Regions from separate parts of the Mus musculus genome. Here region 1 is linked to region 2. The links are chromatin contacts, found by Hi-C or POLR2A ChIA-PET in ENCODE. All regions are on one chromosome and are shown on one strand. Each heading gives the region's core, a stretch centred on a gene start or an enhancer-like site at or near the end of the contact. The rest is flanking DNA. Distances are from core to core; before and after follow the strand shown.

The links. A loop is a pair of places that touch in the nucleus more often than their neighbours do. ChIA-PET counts read pairs that join two places held with the same protein, here RNA polymerase II (POLR2A).
Region 1: a map of Patski shows a loop between it and region 2 (2.4-fold over the local background). The contact joins the promoter of Bcas3 here to the promoter of 1700125H20Rik in region 2. A Hi-C loop is called at or near these places in 1 of 37 maps with a recorded cell type or tissue (Patski). POLR2A ChIA-PET finds 5 or more read pairs at or near these places in 3 of 5 experiments (Patski and embryonic stem cell).

Annotation. Positions count from the first base shown.
Region 1 is chr11:85,350,424-85,357,341 of GRCm38, forward strand. It overlaps Bcas3 (breast carcinoma amplified sequence 3), which reads left to right and starts at 2,741. Exons shown (of 24, transcript NM_001166643.1): 1 at 2,741-2,810; 2 at 4,465-4,552. The coding sequence starts at 4,470.
Region 2 is chr11:85,168,887-85,176,193 of GRCm38, forward strand. It overlaps 1700125H20Rik (RIKEN cDNA 1700125H20 gene), which reads left to right and starts at 2,210. Exons shown (of 6, transcript NM_028589.1): 1 at 2,210-2,341; 2 at 3,948-4,049; 3 at 4,302-4,477; 4 at 5,131-5,230. The coding sequence starts at 2,291.

The DNA.
Region 1 (6,918 bases), core at 1,491-3,990, 180 kb after region 2:
ACCACTATCCTTCTCTAGCTTGTACCTCTGTTCCCAGCTCTGAGTATTGATCTTTCCCCAGCACTCCCCTTCTGTATATACACACAGACACAGACACACACACACACACACACACTCCATTCCCCTCAAGTTCTGTGTTCAGGGAGACCTGAGAATAACTAAAAAGTGACACAATCTTCATTTGGAAAAGATTTTCCTTTGCAGGAGTCCTGAGCACCGTTTAGGCTCATGTTCCTTTCCTTATGTCTGCTACAAGCACATGATTGCCTTTTTCATTCATATATAGTTATGTATATTAAGGCCTTCCTTGTATAGCAGAGATTGTCTTGAATCCCCTATGTAGGGAAGAATGGCCCTGAACATAGGTTTTTTTTTTCATCTGCTAATAACGACTAAGAGGAGGCCTTTAATTTTTTAAAATCACTATGCATTTTTGGGTGTGTGTGGGGGATGCTATGTTACATGTTTGGGGGTGGGATCAGAGGACAACTTAATTTCTTTTTCCATGTAAGTTCTGGGGAGTGACCTCGGATAGTCAGGCTTGGCAGCAAGGACCTCTACCTGCTGAACCATCTCACAAGCCCTGAGAGGAGGTTTTGAGACCACAAAGGGTTAAAACTAGAAGACAGCTGTATCAGTTCATCACATGGCTACAGCATCTGCCCATTTTCTGCCTATCTCAGGAAACCCTAGAGCCTCATCCAGAGACAACTTGCCTAGTCTGAGAGAATCAGAAGAGGAAAAAAAAAATCCTTTCCTGTTGCTACTGCGGTCCACTAAGACATTTAAGTCAGGAATGTTCGTAGCCACTGGACTGTATGTCTACCTTGGATCCATGTCCACACTGCAAGTTGGAGATGGATAGAAGTAATGTTCTTATTCATAAACATTCCCACTCATTCCCTCTTCTTTTGATTCTAAGCTATGAAGAGCTCAATAAGGAAAAACGTCCCTTATCATTTGGGTGAATGATATGGTCATTTTTGGGGAGGTAACCTCAGTTGAAAAAAAAATGCTTCCACAAGATAAGATCTGGCTCTTAGGCGGGCCTGTAGGGCATTTTAATTAGTGATTGAGGCCATGGTGGATAGTGCTGTATCTGGAGTGGTGGTCCTGGAGTCTATAAAAAATCAGGCAGGGCAAGCCATGAGTAGTAAGCCAGTAAGCAGTACTTTTTCTAGGCCTTTTTACAGCTCCTGTCTCAAGGTTTCTGCCTGGTTTAAATTTCTGTCTTGGCTTCCCTCAGTGGACTTAGGATCTGTATGTCAAATAAAGCCTTTCTTCAACAAGTTTTTTGTTTGTTTATTTTTTCGAGACAGGGTTTCTCTGTGTAGCTCTGGCTGTCCTGGAACTCACTCTGTAGACCAGGCTGGCCTCGAACTCAGAAATCTGCCTTCCTCTGCCTCCCAAGTGCTCGGAGTTCGGAGTGCCCCACCATTGCCCAGCCAGCGAGTTTCTTTTGGTCTTGGTGTTTCGTCACAGCAATAGAAACCCTAACTAAGACATATGGCCATGGAAATGAGTTTTTTTGGCCTTGACCACGACCTCCAGCTAACTCTTGACACTGATGACATGCCTAAAAAGTCTACTTTAACCTGTATGATAGGCAAAGGTACTTTTACGAATTCCTTGTTGGTCATACCTAGCCGCCTAGTCCACATCTAGGCAGGAGCATCATGTCCAAATTCCAGGCCCGTTTATTATTTTTAAAAGAATTATATCTTATTAAAAAAGATTTTTTGGAAGGGACAGTGTTTTCAAACTTGGTGGCACTGGACTGGCTTAGAACTTGTTATGTACACCAGTGCTGGGAATATAGGGAATATAGTGCATGTGTTACTGGAATCCCATAAAAAGAGATTTTGGTACAGGTTACTAGGTGCTCAGGGGAAAGATATATGGGAAAGCTAGGAGTGTGATTGTGGGTTTCTTTAAGCAAGAGCTCCCGGCCTACGACTACTTGAGACTCCATGAACCCTTAAGACGTATCCAATGCCATCTTGCAAAGCCCCAGGTAGTCTTCTTAGACTCTCTATGGATCCCTATATTGTGCAACAAGTTCCCCCTTCCAAAGTCTGGGGCCTCTCCATTTCCAGATGTTCACGAACATCCATTCCTATGACAGTAACCATTAAGGACTCCAACAAAATTTCTTACAGGCCCCCTTATTCAGAGCAAGACGTACTCAGCAGGGGACTGAACACGGACTGCCAGCCTAGACTCCCGGAAGGTAAACACAGCGCCGCGGGCGGGGTGGAGGGCGGGCTCGGGCAGCCTGAGTGGTCAGGTAAAAGTGATTGGCAGCTGCCACGTCCACGTGCTTTTAGCTTCAAATCAGCTGTCGCGAGAATTCGATGTAAACACACCAGTATACCTGGCTTCGGGCTCCTCGCTGGAGACTTCTGGCTGAGGTCCGCAGGTATTTGGTGCATGTAGCGTTTCCTTAAAACAGAAAATCCACCAAGGTGCCTCTTCCAGGCCCGCAGACACGCCTGCCTTTTCTCCCCTGCCGCCTGCATTCACAACCGAACCTGACCCACCCGCTTCACCCGAACTTCCATACTGTTGTGTTTTCCCTCCAGCCCCAGCGGATTGGATGGATTCTGAAGGCGGGTCCGCCTCTTTCCTACTCGCTGGTTGGCGAAGCTGACCTCCAAGGGCGGTGCCGCGCCGGGGCCAGTTTGCTCCTGGGATTGGCTGATGCGGTGGTTCCGCCGAGGCGTGGTAGGAAGTGCTAGCCGTCAATCACGAGGGAGACTCCAAACAGTGAGCCTGAAGCTGGAGAACAGCGTTTACCGGCGGAGCGGCCGGTGAGAGGGCTGGCGGGTCTTTGGCTTAGGGGAGGTTTGGAGAGGGAAAGGGACAGGCAGCATGAGGAAACAGGGCTTGACCAGCCCCAGTTGACGGGGAAAGGTGCTGAAACTGGAGGAGAGCTGGGCAAGAGGCCAGAGGGCGGCCGGGGGCAGTGGTGGTAGGGCTTTGGAGGTGAAGTGTGGAGTGTTGTTCCCGTGACTTTGGGGAGAGTGGGGCCCGAGGGGCTTTCGAGGAGCTGTTCTCAAGTGACAAGGCCTTTAAAGGACAGAGGTGGGGAGACTGGTTCGGGTAATAGAGGGTGGAATGAAGATGAGAGTACTGAGGGGTCTGGTGAAAGGTACTGCCTAAGAAAGGGGTAGCTGGACTAGTTGGGACAATGGGTTGTTTGGGTTGTATAGGAATGTGGGGATCAACAGTTTGGGGTTTTTCAAATGAGGTGGTACAGTGAACCCTTCTTAAAAGTGATGCTTTTAGGCTGTGGGCTTTCCTGAGCCTTGTAAGACATCTTTAGTTCTGTTGCCAGTCCCCCTTTAACCATAATGAAGCAGACTCTGTACTCTCCAAACCACCTCTATGATTCAGAAACTCATTAGATAGTCAAGGTCTGGGACTTACTTAGACTGTGGGAAAATCCAGAGGCTCCTTATATTATACGAGTTTATATTCCAAATTTGTTTACACGCTGGTGATTACGTTACAATAGCTGGAGGTTAAAATATTATTTAAATGTGGCTACACAGTTTTATCTGTCCTCAACAGATTTATCTGAAGGCAGAGTGGTATCCTGTTACGTGTATTTGTTCTGAGGCTCACATGGGCCATCTGGTCTTTATATGGCTGTGCCCTTAAGGTTGACTTTGAACTCCTGATCCTCCTGCCTCTGCCTCTCAGGCATGCATATGCATCACCACCTGTGACCAGCTTTTTAAATTATTATTATTATTATTATTATTATTATATTTTTAAAAATAAAATACTAAGAATCTCAGGCTTACATTGCCCTTGAACTCAAGGCAATTTCCTTGCCTCAGCCTCCTGGGAACTGGAACTGCTGGTATGTTATGTCCCACTGAGCTTTATATTTGCATTTCTTTATTTTTCTTTTTTTAAAGATTTATTTATTTTTATATATGTAAGTACACTGTCGCTGTCTTCAGATATACCAGAAGAGCGCTTCATAACCCATTACAGATGGTTGTGAGCCACCATGTGGTTGCTGGGAATTGAACTCAGGACCTGTGGAAGAGCAGTCAGTGCTCTTAACCCCTGAACCATCTCTTCAGCCCTATATTTGTTTTTCTAAGTGATCCTGTGTTATATAGTTCCCATTTAGTTCTCTGTCTCTTTTCCTCCTAGTTATAAATTATAGGAAGATTCTGCCAAAGACTGAACTGTCTTGACTTTCAGATACTGCATAGTTCAAGGTCAGCCTCAATTCCTGGGTAAGACCCTATCTTAAAAAAAGAAAAGTAACTTCCTGGGTGTGGTGGGTACACACCTATAATCCTATCAGTTGGGCTGGCAGGTCTCTGAGAGATCTAGGCCACAAGTTTCTGGGAAAATTCATGGTTTGTCACAGTTTGGCAAAGGGATATTTAATGAATAATCGTACACCTCTCCTTCTGACACTTTTCTTTTCTCTGGAAACAGGTCTCATGAATGAAACAATGGCTACAGATTCTCCTCGGAGACCCAGTCGTTGTACTGGCGGAGTCGTGGTCCGCCCTCAGGCCGTCACGTAAGCTGAAGAAAGCAGTATTCTAGAAAACAGTTCCCACTCAGAATATCTGTTTGAGCTGGGTGGTAGTAGCACATGTCTTTAGTCCCAGCACTTCGGAGCCAGAAGCAGATCTCTGAGTTTGAGGCCTGCTTGGTCTACAAAACAAGTTCTAGGCCCGCTGGGACTACATAAAGAAACCCTGTCTGAAAACAAGCAGACTCTCCTCCAAAACTCCCAGAGTGTCCATTCGGATAGTGGTTGCTTCTGTAAACACTTTGCACTTTTTGTGTATTTGGAAGGCTATAGTAGTAGTAACAAGGCTTCACAAGAAGGGAACACTCTCAGTGGGGCTGAGCTTGCCGTAAGCCTGAGGGGCTGAGTTTGATCCCTGGGTCCCACAGGTTAGGAGGAGGGGACCAATTCCAAGTTCATGGCCCATACCCCCCCCCCCATGCACCACTAAATAAGTAGATAAATAAATAAAAAATAGTATAATTTAAAAAACTTAAAAGAAGGTTTACATTTTGAGTTCATCTTTAAAGGCTAGAATTTGGATACTTGGACTCAGCAAAGACAATAGAATAATATAAGAAACAGGCAAACTGCTTTTTCTTTGGGATTTTGAGACAAGTTCCTATTTGTTTTAACAATTGTTATATAGCAGAACAGATCCTGCCTCCATCATTCAAAGCTGAGATTCCAAATATGTGCTGCCAATCCCCACTCCCAGGTTCACTCCCAGGTTTTTTTTTTTTTTTTTTTTTTTTTTTGAGACAGGTTCTTTCTATGTAGCTCTGGCTAGTCTGAAACACACTATATTGACCAGGCTGGTCTCAAGATCCCTACCTCCAATTGCTGGGATTAAAAACATACATTGCCATGTCCAACCTTTTTTTCTTGTTTTTTCCAGACAGGGTTTCTCTGCATAGCCCTGGCTGTCCTGAAACTCACTTTGTAGACCAGGCTGGCCTCGAAATCCACAGAAATCTGCCTGCCTCTGCCTCCCGAATGCTGGGATTAAAGGCGTGCACTACCACGCCCGGCTTTTTTTTTTTTTTTTTGAGAGGTGTTTTCTGTGTGGTCCTAGCTGACCTGACAATGACTTATCCCAGGCTGTCCTTGAACCAGTGGCTGTCCTGGCTTGGCCTTCCAGGTGCTCGGATTACTGACATGTGCTGTGCCTTCTGACTTTTTGTTGTTATTTGTTCATCTTGTGTTTTTCAAGGCAGCATCTCACTATGTAGCTCTGACTGTCCTAGAACTCTATGTAGACCATGCTGGCAGTGATGCCCCTGCCTCTTGCCTCCTGAGTCCTGAGGTTAAAGGCGTGGGCTATTATGCTCATCTGGCTTTTACGTTTTAACTGTTTTAGGATATAGTCCACAGTGTCTTCAAACTCACACTAGGTATCTGTCTTCTGCATCCATAGAGCTGAGGTTACAAATGCAGGTCATATCTTGTGTGTTTCAAAATTATCTTAGCAAGCAAGGGAGAGTGGCTCAGACCTGTAGTCCTAGTACTTGGGAGGCTGTGTAGTGAGTTTGAGGACATCTTGGACTAGAGAGAATGAGTTCCAGGCCAGTCTGAGCCATGCAGCAAGATGCTGCCTCAAAAAAGTTGCTTGGAGGGAATATATTTTAGATGGTTTCCTTTGGAATTTATATCTTAGGGACAGTCTTTGCAGATTAAAACATCAATGTGCACAGTGATGTCACAGTGTTGCCTTCCCCCTTCTGTATTCTCTAGAGCTGAGTTTCTTTGTGACATTTGCTGTGTTATCAAGTTAAACATGTTATTAGCTGTGAGTTAGGCTACTATTTTTATCTGCCTTTATAGGTGAGGGAAACAAAGCACAGAGGAGTTAACTTGTCATTGGGAATAGCCAGGATGGGAGCCAGGATGGATTCCAGTTAGTGGGTCTGCAGCATCTTGTATTCCCATTTAGTATTCTCTGCAACCCCACCGTATGGTGTTTACACCATAGTAATTATTTTTGTTGCATAGATGTTTTTAGGGTTAGAAAAAATAATTTTGGGTACAGCATCCTGTGTTCTTTTGAAAAATGATGCTTGAGCACCAATTTCTCACTTGTACTGGTTAGCAGGTTCTGATGTGAAAGGTAAATATGAGAGATAGGTTACTTTCCTTACGGGAGCCTATACTCTGCTTGGGGAAATAGATAAGGATGCTGTCTGAGCCTTGCTGGAGGGTGGAAGGGGATGTATGTATAAGGGTGACTTGAGGAAGCCACACAGAACTGGGAATGTGGGTGGGAGGAAGGGTGTTAGAAGAAAAGGAGCGGATGGGACGAAGGAGGAAGGATGGCATAAGACCCTGACCTGGCACAGAGGGTGGCAAGCCTTAGGAATTGGAGCTGCCTGTGA
Region 2 (7,307 bases), core at 960-3,459:
AAAACATCTGTTTCTTTTTCAAATGTAGGTGTGTGTATATACAAGTAATATACACATGTATGTGTTTATTCAAATCTTTTTAAAATTTTTTTCAGTGTTATTTCATATCTCATGCCACTTTTGGATGATGTATGTGACAATTTTGGGGGTTTGGGGTTTTGTTTGTTTGTTTGTTTATTTGTTGAGACAGAATATCCATGTAGTCTGGGTGACTAAAACTGAATCTGTACTGACAATAGGCCAGGCTGGACTTGAACTTGTAATAGTCTTCTCCCTTCTCCAGAATGCTGAGATTACAGGCATGTGCGTCTGGTTTCTGTAGTGCTGGGCATGAAACCCAGGACATTCTGCGTGATAAGAAAGCACTCTGCCAACTATCCCCCTCCTAGTTTGTCCTCCCACTCCAGTCTTTCCACTGTCTCTTCATAATACATTTTTAAGTTTTGTTTTTTGAGACAAAATTGTGCTGTGTTGTCCAGACTGGCCTTGACCTTACAACAGTCCTAGGTCTTGTGCCTTCCTGGACACGACTATTACAAGGTCCCGCCCTGGCCAGCTTAGCAGCAGGACAGAGGAAGCAGAATGAGGGCCATCCCCTGGGGGCTTTTGGAGCATATACTCCAACACCTTTTTAGTGCATATTCAAAAACGGAACCGTGTGCACATGCTGCTGCTCTCAGCTCAGGAGCTTTAGGCGTAGAATAGCACTTGGACACGGGGGACAGATATGTGACATAACATTTTATTTATCCTAGTGACATCTTCAGAATGCCACTATTGTCAATTTTTTTCTCCTTAAGGCTCTCCCCAGGATGGACAGAGGTAATGCATGTTCTACATTTTCAAACACATTGTTTACTGACAATTTTATAGAGTGTCTAGGAGGCTTTCTTTTGCCTTCCTCTTACCAACATGGTTGTCCTTAGCTGTGAAATAATCCTCAGGGAGCAGGTCTTCCAAAGTGAAGCAGAGAAGTAGGGACTTTGATTGTCCCCATCTCCTCTCCACAATTTGCTAAACATAATAGTACAGAGAATAGTTTATTTCTGGACAGAAAAGGAACTCGCCCCAAACCCCAGGGTCTCCTGGCCTGTCCAGCCTTGGAGCTGGTAAGAGCTGCCATGTCCTGACCTGTGAGGCTAGATGGACAGAGGGAAGTTCTATTGGCTGACCCAGAGGCCACCAAAGAATAGGGAGAACATGATCAAACTGAGCGACATCCAAGAGGCCCTGGAGATGGAACCCAGCGTTCCAGGGGAAACATGGCTTAAATGGATAAACTGCAGCTGCAACGGTCTTTTACACCGGGCAACTCGCTACGCTAGCTGGGGAAAGACACGAGGGGGCGCTGGTGCCCTGCTAGGGACAAAGCTTGTCCTGACCGAGCGGCTGAGCACCCATCAGCCGGAACCATGCCTGCAGCTCAAGACACTGCTGATAAGTGTTTGCTCGGTCGCCCCGGCCTCCCGCTGGCATGCTGGAGAAGCCAGAGCACTCCGAATCCAACCAAAAGCCTTACTTCTGTTTCAGTGGCCACTGACTTAAGGCAAGTGATAGGACCTCGGCTACCCAGGCTCATTATGAAACAGGGTCACTACTTGGCACCTACTCCCAGGAAGGTTTTGGTGAGATTAATGAAATACATGCCAGCTGGTACTTTTGTAAGTGCCCTTAAAGCAACCCAAACATCACTCCACACAATCATTTATTAACTAGATGGCTACAGGGCGCTAGCAGTGTATTTCAGTAGAGATTTATTATATTCCATTCTCTCTTTCAGCACACCTTTTAGTCCTTTGTTCTGGAAAAGACTGTTACAACTCTCCCCTCCCCGCCCCCGCGCCCCCAATACACACACTTTCTCTCTCAATAAGCCTCCGGAATAACTGCGGAGTGGTGTCCATCCAGGAAAATTACTTCAGAAACTTTACCGAGGTTTAAAATCAATAGCTTCTGGCCAGAGGTGTGCCATTTGGTCCTAGTCAGCTGTAAGCACTGACACACAACCCCCCCAAAAAAAAGTGGGGTGGGGGGGACAGCACACGTGGCTCACTGACTTACCTAGTCCAGATCCCAGCTGAAGGAGATAGTTGGCTGCCACCCTGAGGCATGAGTGAACAGGGTAGAGAGGGGCCTGAGCTCTGTGTTGGCAGTTGCCATGGTTTTGCTCCGAGTTCTGGAGCCAACCTGCCCACTACCTGGGGCACTCAGGTCACAGAAGCAGTAAGTTAGAAGTCTGTGGGGAACCTGAGACTGTGCTATCCTGGTGTCTGCCCACCCAGCTGTTGAGATGGAAGCCTCAGATTGGCAAGGGGGTGAAGGAGACAAGCCACTAGAGAAGGTGAAGTGAGGCTGGGATGTGAGGGAACCAGGGAAGGGCTGGTTTTGGAAAGCCACGAACATGAAATTCAAGGAAGGAGACAAGATGAGAAAATGGTGGAGTATGTGGGTTGGCAAAAGCCCCAAAGAACAAGAGAACACAATTCCTTCAGACAGTTGGGCCAGGGTGTAGCTCAGGAGTAGAGAGCTTGCCTGCCCTAGTCCTGGGTTTGACTCCCCAGAGCCGCAAAGCAGGGGTAAGCAAGTAGGAAACGTGTTTATCAAAGCTGTGTTTCTGTCAAGACAGTGAGAAGTCCCATTTGATCATTAGTTATAAAGGGTTACCCATGTCCATGTGAGCACACGTATGTGTTACGGTCTCTGTTCAGTTATGTGCTGTGTTTATGGAGTTAGCCAAAGTCCCCCACTCTCTACAGTTGGGGGGAACCTGTCCTGTACCTACTTTACCTAGCTTCCCTTCAGAGTGCTCTGAGTGTGGCTCTTCCTCTCCTGAACTCCAACGGCAAGTAATCCAATTGTTCTGAGAGGCTTTGAAAATGTGAGTTTAACCCTAGCACTTAGGAGGCAGAGGCAGATGGAGCTCTGTGAATTCAAGACCAGCCTGGTCTACAGAGTGAGTTCCAGGACGGCTAGGGCTGCACAGAGAAAGTGGTTTCATTGTTTGGGGGAGGAAAAAAAGCAAGCAAACAAAAAATCCTAAACAACAAACAAAAATCCCAAAACACAAGCAAACAAAAATGAAAAAAGACAAGAAACTTTAAGTTTCAAACCCAGTTAACACCAGTCTAATAATCCTGTGCTAAATCAGTAATATTTCAGACCCTTTGTCACCACTAGTTTTCAGTTCCCTTTGCTTCACTTTGTGTCACAAGTCCCTTGTTACCACCACCACCCTTTACCGGGTGCCCTTCATGCATGCCATGATGCTAACATTTAGAGATGCATAGACATTGGCCTGGCACCTCGGTATGTCCAAATGAAAGGAGACATGGGCCGGGCATGGTGGTACACACCTTTAATCCCAGCACTCAGGAGGCAAAGGCAGGCAGATCTCTGAGTTCGAGGCCAGCCTGATCTACAGAGTGAGTTCCAGGACAGCCAGGGCTACACAGAGAAACTGTGTCTCAAAAAACCAAAAAAAAAAAAAAAAAAAAAAAAAAAAAAAAAAAAAAAAAAGAAGAAGAAGAAGAAGAAAAGAAAGGAAACATGGTTGTTGCCCATCCCCCTGAGGAGTCACAGAATTCTTTCTGTGCCTGGGAGTTCTCAGTTATAACCAGAGGAAATGGTAGCTAACCTCACAGTCTTTGTGGGAAAAGAAAATTAGTAAATGTTTATCAAGAGCTTTACAATGTTTCTCAGTATAGCCAAGAATAATTATGAAAGAAATAGGTAAAATATTTTAGGTTTTCCAAGGAGAGGTTTTCAAAGATGGGGTCTTTTGGGCCAGACTCACTGACCTGGCAATGTTTTGAGAGAGGGAGGGAGAGAGAGAGAGAGAGAGAGAGATCATAGGGAAAATAAAGAAGGCCTTGGTTGTCATTTGCCAGTATCTGCCCAGCACTGGTCCTCAGGCCCAAGCCCCTCTCTGACTGTGCCCCTCCTTCCAGGTGGGGAGCGTTCCCTGTTTAGAGAGGAGCTCCAGCACCGTGCCCACGGGAGATGCTCTGGTCCGTCATGCCAAGGGCCTGAGCCAGGATACCTTCAAAATTGTAAGGAGCCAGCCTGAAACCTTGTCCCCCTAGCCTGGGAGGGATCAGGAGGCTTCTGACCCTCCTCTCCCACCACCTGATCTGTCACAGTCAGGATGGAAATGGGGAGGGGACCCACTGGAGCCTTGTGAGCACACAGCCCTTTGTGGTCCATTAAGAACTGTAGTCAGGCCAACTTGTCAGGCACTGGGGTCTGTCCACCTGCCTTTCCTCCACACCCCTCAGCCCCTCACCTTGCCTGTGACCTCTCAGTGTAAAGAATACCTGAGGCCTCTGAAGAAGTTCCTTCGAAAGTTGAACCTGCCCAAGGACCTTCCCCAGAAGAAAAGGATAAAGTATACGAAGCAGAGCCTTGAGGCCCTAGGGGGCCATATTAACACCTTTCTGCAGCATTATTGCCGAGCCTGGGAGATCAAGCACTGGAAAAAGTAGGCAGCTTCCTAGCCTTATCCCACCTCCATTCAAGATTATGCTATTGTCAAGATTCTCCAGGCATGAAGAGGGTTAAGATCCTGGGAGATAGCTGATGTTTAAAAAATAGGTCCCTCTAGCCGTCAGGATAGCACTGATTGTACCTTAGCTGTACACACAGTAGACAAAAGCCGTTCCCAAGAACCTCCAGGTGCCTCAGTGGGTAAGGCATTTGTTACTAAGCCAGATTATCTGAGTTCTATCCCTTATACTCACATGGTAGAAGGAGAAATCCACTCCTATTGGTTGTCCTCTGACCTCCACACATGCACTGTGGCAGACATACACATAGACAGACAGACAGACAGACAGACAGACAGACAGACAGACAGATACACACACACACACACACACACACACACACACACACACATTTTTAAGCTTCTCCTAAGAGCCCTTTCACCTTTAGATGAAGAGCTGCTGTGTGCAGGTGTTTGATACCAGCACATGGTATTTCTGTTCTGGTCTCCATCCCTATCCCCTCAACCTGAGACGGAGGAAGCACCTTGTAGCCTATTTCTGCCAGGTAGATCCTGGTCACAGGACAGTGCCTAGGAAGAACGGGTCCTAGTCAGCCTCTCTCACACTGGTCTCGGGTTTCTCTCTGCAGAATGCTGTGGCGGTTTGTCTCCCTCTTCTCAGAGCTGGAAGCAAAGCAGCTTCGTCGGCTCTATAAGTACACCAAGACGAACCAGACGGCCAAGTTCCTGGTGAGGCCTTCCAGAAAACTCCTCTGAGGTCCAGTAGGAGTTTGATTAATGTACTTTTAGATCATGAGGGTAGGACCCCAGCTCTGTCCTCATACAGTGGCTCTCAGATACCCTGCTCTTGGACACGTTTACTTCTTGAAATCAGAAAGAACTCCAAAAGATGTGATTATATTATAGCTATTAATATTTACTAAAGATTTTAGATAAGGAAATTTTAAGCATGTGTTTATTAAACTCTTTGAAAATTAAAATATCTATTTTATACACAGATATTCTATGAAAAAAATATTTATGAAAAAGTAACTGCCTTTCAAAAAAATCAGAAAGTAATAATGTTATATTTTGAGCTTTTTCTAGCATCTGGCTCAGGGAAGGAGCTGCACTCTCAGGTCAGCTTCCATAGTCAGTCTCTTATCTACAGAAGAACAGATATTTTTCTTTGCTGTCCTACCAAAATTACAACAAATAGTAGTTTCTTAATTGTGATGTGGAATTTGAACCAGATTGATAAACTTTTAAAAATTAATAGGCTTTGATTATTTGTTTTGAGAGAAGGTCTCACTTGAACCTACTCTGTATCGTATAGACTGGTGTCAGATCTGCAGTCTGCCTGCCTTAGACTTAGGGTGCTAGGATCCAGGGAGTGTGCTACTGTGATCAGCTAAAAAAGAGAAAAAAAAAGACTTCTAGCCAGGTATGCTGGTCACATCTTTAATCCTAGCACCAAGAAGCAGAAGCCAGCAGAGTTTTGTGATCTATGAGTTTGAGGACACCCTTGTCTACATAACAAGGTCAAAAGCAACAACAACAATAATAGTAATAATAGACTTAAAACCACTATAAAGGACAGTCAATGCAAAGCTCTTCCCCATCCATAGAGGCTGTCTTCAGGCACATTTGTCAAGACGTGTTTTTGTTTGTTTGTTTTTTGAGACAGGGTTTCTCTGTGTAGCCCTGGCTGTCCTGGAACTCACTCTGTAGACCAAGCTGGCCTTGAACTCAGAGATCCACCTGCCTCTGCCTCCCAAGTGCTGAGATTAAAGGCATGTGCCACCACTGCCTGGCTATAAGTACACTGTAGCTGTCTTCAGACACACCAGAAGAGGGCATCAGGTCCCATTACAGATGGTTGTGAGCCACCATGTGGTTGCTGGGAACTGAACTCAGGACCTCTGGAAGAGCACTCAGTGCTCTCAACCGCTGAGCCCTCTCTCCAACCCTTGTCAAGACTTGTAAGACATCAATAGATTCTTAATAGAGAAGGCCGATAGTGTACATCAGGATTTAGGCTTTATGTTGTACATATTCTATAGTCTCTATTTAATTTCTAAAACTTTTAAAATTAACAAAATTAACATATTAATTATACATTGAGTTTTGTTGTTTTGATCACATTCTCTCTCCACACTGTTTTCTGACCCCAGCAGTCTCCAACTGATCTTTTCCCAACTCATTCTTTCTGCTCTCCTCTCTCCCTCTCTCTCTCTCTCTCTCTCCCTCTCTCTCTCTCTCTCTCTCTCTCTCTCTCTCTCTCTGTGTGTGTGTGTGTGTGTGTGTGTGTGTGTGTAAGATGTAATTAGGGTTGCTTATAGCTACATGGTAAGGGGTTATTTGAAAAGTGATACCGATGGGATGGAAAAGTGTCCCTCCCTCTCTAGCAGCCACGGACAGTCTATAGCCCCTCAGGGGAGGGGAGGCCTTGTGAGCTCCTCCCCTGTTTTTTTCTTTTAAATGGGATCTTGCTGTTGAGTCCTGGTTGACCTCAAACTTATAATGCCCCTGCCTCAGTCTCCCAAGTGGTAGGATTATAGGCATGCACCACCACACCCAGCTCATGTTACAGGATTTGATGTGTTTGGTGGATGTCCCAACCATTACAGTGTCTTCCAGAATAGGTGCCCTTCGCCAATTTTGTGTGATCCCCTTGCCCACTCTCCTTCCTTCCTTCCTTCAAGCTCTTGGCAAACTGCTCTACTCACTGACTCACAGTTTTACCTTCCAGAGCCTCTCATCGCTGCAGAGAGTTCAATGCCAATGAACTCTTTACTGTTTCCTCAGAATCCATTGCTCAATCTTT